Regions from separate parts of the Mus musculus genome. Here region 1 is linked to region 2. Evidence: chromatin contacts called from ENCODE Hi-C data. All regions are on one chromosome and are shown on one strand. The core of a region is the stretch at or near the end of the contact, and the rest is flanking DNA. Distances in the headings are between cores, read along the strand shown.

The links. A loop is a pair of places that touch in the nucleus more often than their neighbours do.
Region 1: a map of mouse embryonic stem cell shows a loop between it and region 2 (2.6-fold over the local background). The contact joins the promoter of Btnl2 here to the promoter of H2-Ab1 in region 2. A Hi-C loop is called at or near these places in 16 of 37 maps with a recorded cell type or tissue (T-helper 2 cell, adrenal gland, gastrocnemius and 5 more).

What each region holds. Positions count from the first base shown.
Region 1 is chr17:34,351,906-34,358,234 of GRCm38, forward strand. It overlaps Btnl2 (butyrophilin-like 2), which reads left to right and starts at 2,917. Exons shown (of 9, transcript NM_079835.2): 1 at 2,917-3,165; 2 at 4,312-4,395; 3 at 6,047-6,329. The coding sequence starts at 4,317.
Region 2 is chr17:34,258,333-34,265,298 of GRCm38, forward strand. H2-Ab1 (histocompatibility 2, class II antigen A, beta 1) reads left to right here and starts at 4,895. Exons shown (of 6, transcript NM_207105.3): 1 at 4,895-5,073; 2 at 6,429-6,701. The coding sequence starts at 4,980. It overlaps Gm20506 (a long non-coding RNA gene), which reads left to right. Exons shown (of 5, transcript XR_003952412.1): 5 at 372-1,009.

The sequences.
Region 1 (6,329 bases), core at 1,667-4,166, 92 kb after region 2:
ACCCCACCTATGCAATCCTTCCTGGGGAATTGAAGTGGAAACTTAAGGATTATTTGGAAAGTGTTGGATGGTGTTTTGCTAGAGCAAACATGTGAAGGAACATTTCGCTGAATTGACATAAGTGAAAGGATGTTCTGTTAAAGCAAGCATGTGAAAGGATACGTGATGAAGGAGTCTTCGCTAATGACATATTGGTCTGCCTTACATTGCGTAGTTGAGCTGCATTTGTCAGGACTCCATAGAGAGAAATGCACCAAAAAACTTCTGGTGACGTGCTGCAGTTTCTTGTCACTTCTTCGGACTTGGACTGATTGGCAGAGTGATGCCAGCTGAGACAGATGCCCGTGCTGAGGTCAAGACCCATGGAAGAAACGTGGTTTGGAGGGTATAAATAGAACTTGGCAGACAGTGGTAAAGGCAGAGCTTGGCTTGCTTATAGAGTTAGCTACGTAATGCTTTTGGGGTCTCTCATCTTCACTTTGCTGAGAGAGATGAAGCCAAGGACTTTTCCTGGCATCCCTCTGGGTCCCTCCTGCTGACTTGTGCTGAAGTTGAGGCCCGCTGTCTCTGCTAGGCAGTGCAACTGGTGCTGATTCATGTTTGCTATCCAGACTCTACCAAACTGACTACTGGTGTATCCAAGAAGTGTTTGTAAGTGGATCGAGCTGCCACTGCTAACCTGTGCCTGACAACACAGATGGGATTTGCTCCAAAGAACCATTTCTAAACAGGTCCACTTCCCCCATATTCTTTATTTTCCACTGCCCCCTGGTGGGTAATAGGCTAGAAGGGAGGGGTTAAAGCATTTAAGAACCATCATTAAAAATAGACTTTGAAAAAAAATAGTTACAGGGAGTCCCTTCTCAGGAGACTCTACATTGAGTCAAGGTGACAACTAAAACTAACCATTAGAAAGCCCGGAGATGCTGGTCCACACCTTTAATCCCAGCACTCAGAAGGCAGTAGCAAGTGGATCTCTGAGTTCAAGACCAGCCTGGTCTACAGAGTGAGTTCCATGACAGCCAGGGATACACAGTGAAACCCTGTCTCAAACAAAACAAAAAACAAAACAACAAAAAAAAAACAAAATAAAATAAGCAAAAAAAAAAGAAAAAAAAAGAAAGAAAGAAAGAAAGAAAAGAAAGAAAGAAAAGAAAGAAAGAAAAGAAAGAAAAGAAAGAAAGAAAGAAAGAAAGAAAGAAAGAAAGAAAAGAAAGAAAAGAAAAGGAAAAGAAAATAACCATCACAGACAGGGAACAATCCTTCTATTCTGAGGGAGAAATAGCCCTTGTATCCTTCTTAATATCTAGTCCTCCCATCCCGCACTTGGGACCTTGTCTAGACTCACTGCCTTCATCAAGACCAGTAGCTTCAAGCTAGATGGAGCAGGATTCCCTAATCCTGAGAGGGAAGAATCAGGGAAAAGCACCTTGCATGCTGTGCTGTTACACTGTTACCTTGCATGCTGTGCTGTTACACTGTTACCTTGCATGCTATGCTGTTACACTGTTACCTTGCATGCTGTGTTGTTTGTTACACTGTTACCTTGCATGCTGTGCTGTTTGTTACACTGTTACCTTGCATGCTGTGCTGTTTGTTACACTGTTACCTTGCATGCTTTGCTGTTTGTTACAGTTACCTTGCATGCTGTGCTGTTACACTGTTGCCTTGCATGCTGTGCTGTTACACTGTTGCCTTGCATGCTGTGCTGTTACACTGTTACCTTGCATGCTGTGCTGTTACACTGTTACCTTGCATGCTGTGCTGTTACACTGTTGCCTTGCATGCTGTGCTGTTACACTGTTGCCTTGCATGCTGTGCTGTTACACTGTTACCTTGCATGCTGTGCTGTTACACTGTTACCTTGCATGCTGTGCTGTTACACCGTTACCTTGCATGCTGTGCTGTTACATTGTTGCCTTGCATGCTGTGCTGTTACACTGTTGCCTTGCATGCTGTGCTGTTACACTGTTGCCTTGCATGCTGTGCTGTTACACCGTTACCTTGCATGCTGTGCTGTTACACCGTTACCTTGCATGCTGTGCTGTTACACTGTTACCTTGCATGCTGTGCTGTTACACTGTTGCCTTGCATGCTGTGCTGTTACACTGTTACCTTGCATGCTGTGCTGTTACACCGTTACCTTGCATGCTGTGCTGTTACATTGTTGCCTTGCATGCTGTGCTGTTACACTGTTGCCTTGCATGCTGTGCTGTTACACTGTTGCCTTGCATGCTGTGCTGTTACGCTCTTACAATGAAGAACAAACATTCTTCTAAATAAGTTTAAAACTGCTCTTCCCAGCTCTTGAAAGTGGATCTGGAGACCCCTCAATAGTGTGAAAGAGAATTTAGGGGATCCCCAAGAAGGACTGAAGAAAGAAGAGCACATAACAGGGGTGTCCAAGGCCCTCCATTACTAGCCATGCTCATTGTACCCACACGCTATATCAGAAAGCTTATTACATTTCTTGGGTGAAGCCTTTGTTTTCCAGTAAAAGAGAAAGAACAAAGAAAAAACACACAGGCACCTTGGCCTGATGTTCTGGTCTTGGACAGGGAACATCCCCTCCTAGACTTGGTTTTCTACTCAGTAGGGTGAAGGTTGAGTATCTGATAGACAGTCATGCTCTGCACTCTGAGGGTCCACAGACTCCGTGTTGTGAGAGAGCTTGGCCCTAGATGGGGAATCATAGAAGTTCAGCAAGCTGAAGGACAGGACAAAGTAGCCATGATTTAGGCCACTGCCAGATGTCAGGTCACCTACCTGCTGGACAGGGCATGGAGCAGGGTCCAGCCTGCGTGCTGGTGTTCTGAAGAGATAAGGGTCAACATTATCACTGTGTCTAGAAGGCTAGATGAATCAGAACAGAGCCCAAAGTCCACCTGCCTTCCTTCTGAGTTTCACTTTTGAGCAGAAGGTAAATGTGCTGCTCTGACTGGAGCCTCATTTTAGACTGACCCTCGGGGACTCAACTCTGCCTACAGATTGACACCATTCAAATCTTCCTTCACGCAAACTGGTGACGCTTCCACTTTCCTTGCCTGCTCCATCACCAGTCACTATGCTCTCCTGTCCTTAGACACCTGCTATGTGAATGAAGGACACACTTGTGACTGGGTGAGACCAACAGCCTCCATTTCACCCTAAAGGAAAGAGCAACAGGTGAGTGGCTTGGAGAGTCTCTCATGAAGGATGGACATGGGAGTGGGGGTGGGGTGGGGAGGAGTCAACTAAGATGAGGAAGTAGGTAGAGTCAGCATCCTGTCAGGAAATGGCTCTTACTTCCTGTTGATCTCCACTGCACATTTTTTAGAGAGTAGTGTTTTGAGACAGACTCCCACTCTATAGCCAATGCCGGCTTCCAACAAATGGCAATCCTCCTGCCTCAGCCTTCTGGGTGCTGAGATTATAGTGAGCTACCACAACAAGCTGAGTTTTTCCTCTTTTTAACATCATTGTCTCTTTAGCTCAGGACTGATTTTTCTTTCCAATCAAAAAACTTCCTTCAGCTCAGGTTGGCCTCAAACCAGACATTGTCTTGCCTCATCCTCTTCAGTATCTGCCTCCTGGTGTATGGAATTTCAATCTCAGGATTCACGAGAGGTAGAGGAAGGACTTCAAGGTCATCCTTGGCTGTGTTGCAAGTTAGAAGCCAACTGGACTAAGTGAGACCTGAGGGGGAGCCTAAGGGATAACGTACAGTGTAACTCCATCGTGAGAGTTCAAATGTGAGTGAGTGAGTCAGCTGTGATCAACAACTGAAAAGAACGGGGCCAGGCCATGATCTGATGATGACAGGTTTGGTGCTAGTTGTCTATTAAGATAGCATAGCCATCAGAAGTCCTAGTTTGCTTGCTATTGCTGTGATAAATATCAAGACCAAAAGCAACCTAGGAAAGAAAGGGTTAATTTCATCTTACAGCTGGCAGACCACTATGAAGGGAAATCAAGGCAGGAACCCAAGCAGTAACCTGGAGGCAGACACTGAGGCAGAGACCATGGAGCAACACTGCTTGCCCTCTGTGACTTGCTCAGCTTGTTTTTTTACATCATGCAAGCCCACCTGCCCAGGGGTGGCACTGCCCGCAGTGGGCTGGGTCCTTTCCCATCAATCGTTAATTAAGAAAAATTCCCCCACAGATTTGCTCATAGGCCAATCTGATGGAGGCAGTTCCTCAGTTAGGATCCCTTTTCTCAGATGACTCTAGCTTCTGTCGAGTTAACAAAACAAAACAAACAAAAACCAATGCAGAAACTGCAAGGCATGGTGGGTAATCACAGCTGTACTTTCTTCTATGTTTGCTCCAGGGAGGATGGTGGATTGCCCACGGTATAGTCTATCTGGCGTGGCTGCCTCCTTCCTCTTCGTCCTGCTGACTATAAAGCACCCAGGTAGGGTCCCTTCCTACCCACCCCATCCCCACTTGCTGTCATGCCCCTCAGTTCTAAAATGCACAGTCTCAAACCCAACCTGACAGTGCAGTACAAAGGGGTGCGGGCTCACACTGGCCTTTCCACCCCTCCCCCACCTCCCCATCCCCTGGCTTTGGAAAGCTTCTTGACTTAGTTGCTCATCTCTTGGGTGCGAGTGACAACTTTAGGCGGCACTGGAAGTCACCTGGAAAGCGCAACTGGAATCCATAGCTGGAGCATGCTCAGTTTTCACACAATACTCAACTCTGCGGGGAAGACCACACACGTAAATCCCACCAGCCAAAGACACAAGATCTCTAAGTATCGGAGAGAATTTTGAGCAGTATCTTAAATCTGAGTTAAGAGTACCCTTATGACTACTTTTATTTTATTAGCTTTTAATGTTGCGTGTGTGTGTGTGTGTGAGTGTGTGTGTGTGTGTGTGTGTGTAGGACAGTGTATGGGGGGGGGGTGCACCCTGCAGCTTGCATATGAGGGTCAGAAGACAATTTGCCTTAGCTGGTTCTTCTCCCCACCATGTAAATCCTGGGACTTGAACCCTGGTCTTCAGGCTTGATTGCAAGTGCTTTTCCCTGCTAAGCTTCCACTCGCTCCTCCTCCCTACACAGGGTTTTGGGTCTACCCAGGCTGGCCTCTAACTCACCTGGTAGCCAAGATGACCTTGACCTCCTGATCTTTCCTGCCTCCACCTCCCCAGGGCCGGGACTACAGAAGAAGAATGGGTACCCACGACATGAAATTCTCAAACATCACAGCACACAGAATTGTCAAACACATCTTTGATTTTTCAGATATCAAAGAACATGACTTAAGATTTGATCAGAAGACTCAAACTTTCTAGGCAAGCCTTGCCTCTAACCCACCATGAGACACTTTTGTGAAACCTACATTTGCTATTTACTGGACTCTTGCCTTCTCTGGGAGGAAAGGAAAAAACCAATCAGCACCGTCCCTGGGATGAGTGACCCAGGAAGGTAGAAGGACCCAGTGGCTTCGCTATTTACCTAAACTCAAAATGACTCCAAAATCAAGATAAAGTCCCCATGGAAACATCAACTCACATATTAATTTATCTGGGAATGAACCCCAGAGATGTGGTTGCTTTTGGTATCTTAAAGATGGATGGTTTAAGCCTGCAAAACTCAGGGCTGGAGAGGTGGCTCAGTTAAGAGTACAGAAAACTCTTCCAGAGAGCCAAGTTCAGTTCCCAGCATCTACTGCCGATGGCTCACAACCACTTGTAAGCCAGCTCCAGGGAACATGATCTCCTTTTCTGGTCTGCACACACATGTGTGTACCCACACAAATGTGCATAGTTAAAAATAAAACACTTTAAAGAAAAAAACAAATCCAGATCCCAAAAGCTCATTAACTGTGGAATTGCCTCCCAAGTGGTGACATATATTCACGCTCAAAATTTTAAATTTTAGAACACATACCATTTATTTTTAACCAGAAAATGTGCACCCTTCCATGTTTTAATTCTCTGAAACATTGACATTAAATACTTTCCTGCTTTCTGTTAACAAGTTCCAGCACCTTGGCTACTTGAAGCGAGCATCCTGGTTCTCTGGCTTGCCTCTCTGTTTCCTCTTTCACTGTTTTGTAGATGACTTCAGAGTGGTCGGTCCTAACCTCCCAATCTTGGCTAAAGTCGGGGAAGATGCCCTGCTAACGTGTCAGCTCCTCCCCAAGAGGACCACGGCACACATGGAGGTGAGGTGGTACCGCTCCGACCCTGACATGCCAGTGATTATGTACCGGGATGGAGCTGAGGTGACTGGGCTACCGATGGAGGGGTACGGAGGCCGGGCAGAGTGGATGGAGGACAGCACTGAAGAGGGCAGTGTGGCTCTGAAGATTCGCCAGGTCCAGCCAAGTGACGATGGCCA
Region 2 (6,966 bases), core at 3,645-6,144:
GGGCTGTAGAACTCAAGAAAAAAAATGGAATCTGCTCCAGTCTTTCACCTCACTCAATATTAAAAAACAAAACCAAAATCAAACTTGCCTTCTTTCTCTCATGTGTGGTTGGAACTGGGACCCTGTCCCCAAATCCACAGTGTCCTTTGGGGTCAGACACATGAGCAGGTGTACTACCAAGCCCCTGCAGCCATAATAATATTGACCATGTCTCCTGCTGCTGTCTCTCTGCTATGCTGTTTCTCCTTTTTTACTGTGGAGAGCACACCTCTTACCAAGTACCTCGCTGTGTACTCAGAAATACTGACTCACCCAGTTATCACACTGGTCCCCTAAGGTGGTGTTGTGACAATCACCATTGGTCCCCTAAGGTGGTGTTGTGACAATCACCATTCCTATCAGGGATGAGGAAGCTGGTGCGGAATCGCTAAGCAACCTGTGTGGAGTCCAGTGGAGCCACAGTCGGCATTCAAGCAGGCTGGTTTCAGAGGAGTGTGATGTAAGCGTCTGCCCTACGCCTCTCATGGCTGGTGGTCCGGACTTTCATACGACCACGTGGGACAACTGGACGAGTCTGCCTGGACTTTCCTCCAGCGTTCTCCACATCCTGCGTGGATCCTGTCTTAGGGATGGAAGTCTGCTGCTGTTGCTGAGTGTGCCCTTTCCTCTAAGGTCCTAAGGGGTGAAGTCTGTGCAGACAGCTGTGTGGACAGCCCAGGGCCCACAGTAGCTGTCTGACCAATAAAATCAAACACTTCTGAAGTAACATCAGATGCATAGATGCTGGCATGACTATGAATGTGCACAGTAGCCACTGTACAGGTTGGGGAATCTGATTCAGTACTTCGCATTTTCTTTTAGTTAGAGTTTTATTATATTGTCCCACATCACTTGTAACTTGATGTGTAGACCAGGTTGGCCTTGAACTCACAGAGCTCCATCTGCCTCTGCCTCCCAAGGGCTGGGATTAAAGGCGTGTCCTGGCAGGTCCAGCTATACTCACCTTCTGTAGGCATTTAAAGATTAAATAGACATGTAGGATTAGTAAATGTTGTGTTTTCACATCAAGAACTAATTACCCACAGTCAGTTTAAGCAGAGATGCAGGCAGCAGCAGGTGCTCCCATTACTGCTCCCCTCCTGGGGGGTGGGGGGGTCTGTCCTCTCTGCTTTTCCCAAACACAGCCTTGTGTTTCCACATCAGTGGGGCTCTGCTCACGTGGGAACAGGAGAGCTTCTTGTCTTCTCCGTTTTCAGTGAAGATGAGGTGGAGGCATGGTTTTAATTCTCTGAGAGGAGATGTCCTTCGAAAGAGCAGAGTTATACGTGGGACAGTGAGAAAGACGGAGGTCAGATGTCATGGAGAAGGAGTGAGGTGTGGTCTGTCCCCTGAGCAGCCCAGGTGACACCGAGTGCTGCCTTTACTCTCGGAGTCTCTACAGCTTAATGAAGATGTATAAGGGGAAGGAGATTTGATTCCTTGGCTCCAAGAAGTCCGTGTTTTTTGGGTGTCGGCTCTCATTTGGGGCAAGAGGAACAAGTGGGTTGGAGGGAGGTGGTAGGTAGCTTTGCAGTTTCTTCCTTCCCGGGTCCTGGGAGGTGAGGTTTTGGTCAGAAAGGCCACAGGTGTTACCAGGCACCTCCTTCTAGCCTTAGATCACCAGGCCCTGTCACCACTCTGATTTCCATCAATTTTCCCTTATAACTGATACAATTGCTGGTTGTAACAGGTCCTTGAAGCTATTTTATGATATTGTTGCCTTAAAATTTTTTATGCATTTCTAAAGGAGTTTATATAGTGCCTAGAATCTAGGGTTAGAGTTAAACTTAATTTAACTTGTGCTATCTTTCCAGTTAGCATACACGGTGCCATATTGGACAGTTAGTATTTTTTCCTCATTTTTAAAATTTACACCGTGTTTTTCTATGTAGTTGTTCATGGCCTGACATGTGCTGTTAAATCAGGATAACTTCAAACTCATGTTAATCCTTCTGTTTCAACTTTCTAAGTTCTAGATCACAGGGGCAATCCACCACACCTGGAAATTATTATTATTTTTGTAAGTTGCAACCTGGTCATTTACCTACCCTTCTGTGAGAGTCCAGGTCTGTTTACATCTTCAGCGTGATGAAGCCCCTTCCAGGAGCACTGTGGGGTTATCAGAACCAGTCTATACGGTGCGAAGTTTGCTTTGACTCCCAGTTCTGTCCATAGTCCCTTGGCTCCATTTCCTTTGGGTTGCAGTGAGACAGATCATCACTGTGGGACTCAGAGGGAAAAACTGTTGATCTTATAGCAGCCTGGAAGCCAGGAAGGGACCAGAGCCTCTACACCCCCAACACACCCAACGGCTGATTTCCTTCTAGGCTCTACCCACTAAAGCTTCTGCCTTCTCTCCGTAATGGCCTGGACAGCAGCCAAGCCTTTAGTATGTGGATTCAGTAGCCATTCCAGATAGAGGCTGTAATGCAAAAGTGATGTATGTTCAGGTTACCACAGATCGCAGAGATGTTTACAAATTACATCTGCTTCAAGCCACTGCCTGTGGTGTGTGCGCATTTCTTTTGTAAGTGAAGTTGAATCTTCTGAGGTGCAGAGGGCTTGTCTGTGCTCGCTCACTGCCTGTGTGACTCTTTGACTTTTCTAAGATGTTACTTAAAGAGAAAAACTTGCAGAATAAAAACACACATTTTATATTTACAATGAAAGTTAATATAACTCATCACTCAGGAGTTGAATAGTGGAAGTGTATAAATAACTTCAAACCGACTAAGGAAAACTTGGGGATAGTTGCTTGATATATTTTTTTTAATTAAAGGAAAACTCAACATCATTCTTAGCGTTATATTAATAGTGTTGGGAGGAGCTGTGGGGCCTTGATACCTCGAGTGGACACAATAGTGTCCTGGGTGACCTTTGTCGTGGCAATTTGATTATTAGTTTCACAGTTGGCCCCACTGAAGCACTGATTTCAAGGGATGCTGGCTGAGGAGAGAGTTTCTTCTTGAGTTCCCTGGAAGGGGTCCACAGTTCTTTTCTCCTACACTTACGAACTGAAGATGTCCCCTGTAAACTTTGGCCAGTATGAGTAGTAGTTTGTATTCTGCAGCCAGACGGGTCTACACTGCCCACAGTCTAAGTGTCCTGTCTCCACACAGGACCACCGTGAGTCATGGAAGGCACCAGCGACTGAGGTTTTGGGGTTCCCTTTCTTTCAAGCCAGGGAAGAAGTGGGTGACTGTCTCGTGTGATACAGTATGGACATGAACCCTGCTGAGGATTCAGTGAAGGCTGGGCTGGGCAGAAGGAGCTGGCAGAAGCCCAAGGCACTGGTTTTCTAATGTGATATCAGCCAATCAGAAAAAGGATTCCTGATGATGCTTCTGTTGCTAGGTGAAAAGCCTGTGTGAAGAGGCCTAGGAGAGCTGGAAATCCCCTGTGTTGCACAGGCTTCTTCTCTTCCCAGCCGAGGACACAGCCTATTAGGTTTCATCTTAGGGAAGGTGTAGAAGAGGCAGAGGCTGCAGATTATTGTGTGGAGGTCTGACGTGGGGGCTGAGGACCCTGAGAGCATCCACTGCCATGGTCCCTGAATGGCCATGTTTGTCTGCTAACCCTTTCCACATCTGAGTTGATGTTTCTCCTGCATGCTCCCTGCCTAGGCTTAGGAGATCTGTGTCTGTCCTGAGCAGAGCTGATGGTGAGAGCCCAGTGCGGTCCCTCTCTGGTTCTCTACATCAGGGTGCCAGTGTGGACCCTGGAATGCTGCAGTTCACCTGCGCTGCTGGAGCCCCCACGGGATGGTCTTGTTACCCAACTCTACGTCTTTCCCTTTTCCTTCATCAACTCTGTTTTCAGGTCCTGACCCCTGTTTAACTAGGATCTAAAATAATAGAGATAGTGTTGTAGTTTCAGGGAAAGAGACTTATTGTTTAGTCATTTGGTATTTGTCAGGTACCATTCCAGCTGATGGACAATTAGACTTAGTAGTGTATACCTGAGGAGAGATGTATTTGAAGCACAAGTTGATGACTCTGTTATTCAGCCTGGCACAGTGTGACAAACCTATGGCTGTCCCTTCCTGAAACTGCTATTTTACACCATTAGCCTTTTGTCCTTGAAATTCCAGGCAGCTGGATCTGGAAGCCCTAAAAGGTTGTGGAGTTTTCCTTAGCTGACATCATGGTTATGGAGGATTTAAACAGCAGAAGAATCCACAAGAGCAACGTTGGGCTGATCAACTTCTGTATTTTCATTGGAATATCGTGAATGTAGAAGACTCCTGCATGGGGAAGGTGCATGAGCCAGCAGGGCTGAGACACACATTAACCTGACATTTCCAACATGTACACAGGACAGCTCAATGCTTTCCATTATTAACCACATCACACTGCTCTTCCATGTGAGCTTATCAAAACCTAGAATACAGTTCAGGGAACATGGCTTGCATTTTACAAAGAGAATTCCAGGATTGGAAAGAGGCTCAGCGACTCCCCAAGAACTCTGCTTTCTCACCTGAGGCACCCCAGAGGGTCAGATGTAACAAAACATGATTTCTCTGTCTCTTAATACATGTCACACTCATTTCTCCCACTACAACCTCAAGTGTAAGAACAGTAGATTTGAAATAATTATCCCAAAGTTGTCTATACTTCACGCACTTTTCTCTTTAAACCCCCAAACACAGGCAGTCTGCAGTTTAGAAAAGTTTACTCTGTAACTGAGAGGAGCAGTCACCTCAAACGTTCATCCAGTGGGGCTCATGAAGAAACAGACCATGCCGCGCATAGAGAGCCTTTGTAAACAAAGTCTACCCAGAGACAGATGACAGACTTCAGCTCCAATGCTGATTGGTTCCTCACTTGGGACCAACCCTGACACTCTGGGATTTCAGATCACTCCAGGCTACAGAACTTTGCTTTCTGAAGGGGGCACAGCAGGTGTGAGTCCTGGTGACTGCCATTACCTGTGCCTTAGAGATGGCTCTGCAGATCCCCAGCCTCCTCCTCTCGGCTGCTGTGGTGGTGCTGATGGTGCTGAGCAGCCCAGGGACTGAGGGCGGAGACTCCGAAAGTAAGTGCCGGGGGCAGGGCTCTCCAGAGCCAGCACTCTGGGGGTCGTGTTCTGAGGGACCCTGGGGACTCTGGGATGTGGGAGGGGGTGGCAAAATCCTGATTTTACTATAGATTTCCTTTCTCTGAAGAGAGAGTGAGACTCCATTCTCACTTCTGTGTTCTAATATTGAGTTAGGATGGTGCCGCCGCCGGTGCGAGCCTGACATATAAACGGAGGAGGAGGAGGAGGCGGCAGAATTTAAATCGACCACCAAAGATAAGGGTTGTGCATGGGGAGACAGCAGGGCTTACAATACCAGTGCCCCCACCCACTCCCCCGTACAGGGCTTACAATACCAGTGCCCCCCACCCCCACCCCGTACATTGTCTGGAGGAAATGCCAGATTCTGAAGTGGGGAAACAGATCAGCGATGGTCTGTGGTCCCGATGTTTGCGGACAACTCCTCATGTGGAGTGGAGGTTTAAGAGAGCGAACTCTAGGCGTCTAACTCAGAGAGAAGCCAGTGACCAAGAAACCTAATTTTTTTGGTCAAATGGAATCCAGAACTCAAACACTGAGTTAGTAAATTGAATTTCCAAGAAAACACTAGGCCCAGAAGGGACATATGTGATACATACCCTGGGGTGAGCGGAGGTGTCCTAGTTCGTTCGGAGACCAGAGAGTAAATAAAGCCCCAGTCCCCTAAGCCATAGAGGTGTCTTCAGTCTCGCAGTTACCCTTAAGATGCCTGGAGTGACCGTGCAAGCAGGCAGTTCTCAGAGGTTGCCTGGATTCCCATTTGTTGGTTTTGTAGTCGGGGCTCTCCTGAGAACGAGTGCCCCCTAGGGGGTCAGGGCCTTTTGCACACAGGAGAGAGTCCCACAGGGTGGGGGTGGGGTAGCAGAAACTGGCAAATATTTTATTTATTTTTTGTATCCTAGTTTTATTAGTTCGCTGAGAATTTCGTACAGTTTTGGTCATATTTACTCCCTCTTCCAACTCTACCCAGGCCCATCCCCCCCCCTCTACCACCCAACTTTTGGTGTCCCTTAGTTTTATTATTATTTTTTTTTTCAAATGTACCAAGTACCGTTTGCGTTTCCTGAGGCGTATTCTTGTGAGGACGAGCCCGGTCGCCCCATCCCTCCCTTCCTCTTCCTTACCCCGGGTCGAACCGTCGCCCGGTGCTCCGCCGAAGCGGGGTCCTCACGGGCGGGGGCGGCGAAGAGACTGCCCGGCCCGAGGCCCCGAGGCCCGACGGTCCCCAGAGAGCGGTCGCCCCACGCGGGAAGCGCCGGCGCGGGGTGGGGCCGCGGGGAGCCGTGGTCTGCGTGGTCCCCGCTGTCCCCCGGGCTGACCGCGTCCGTCCGCAGGGCATTTCGTGTACCAGTTCATGGGCGAGTGCTACTTCACCAACGGGACGCAGCGCATACGATATGTGACCAGATACATCTACAACCGGGAGGAGTACGTGCGCTACGACAGCGACGTGGGCGAGCACCGCGCGGTGACCGAGCTGGGGCGGCCAGACGCCGAGTACTGGAACAGCCAGCCGGAGATCCTGGAGCGAACGCGGGCCGAGCTGGACACGGTGTGCAGACACAACTACGAGGGGCCGGAGACCCACACCTCCCTGCGGCGGCTTGGTGAGCGCGGCGGGTCCCGCGGGAGCGCGGCGGGCCGTGAGGGGACGCGGAGCAGAGTTCCCGCCTGAGGAGCTGCATGGCCTCCTTCCTCCCGTCTGCCCTGCACCACCTAGCGCCTCCTTGGAGTCTCCCTCCTGTCTCACCTCTGCCCTCTGCCCTTTGCCTCATGAGGCCCAGCTGCCCTCTGACCCCTGGCTCTGCTGTGACCTCAGGCCCCTGTCAGCGCCAGCTCAGGGAGGCTAAGCAGGGGAGAGGGCGCCCGGGT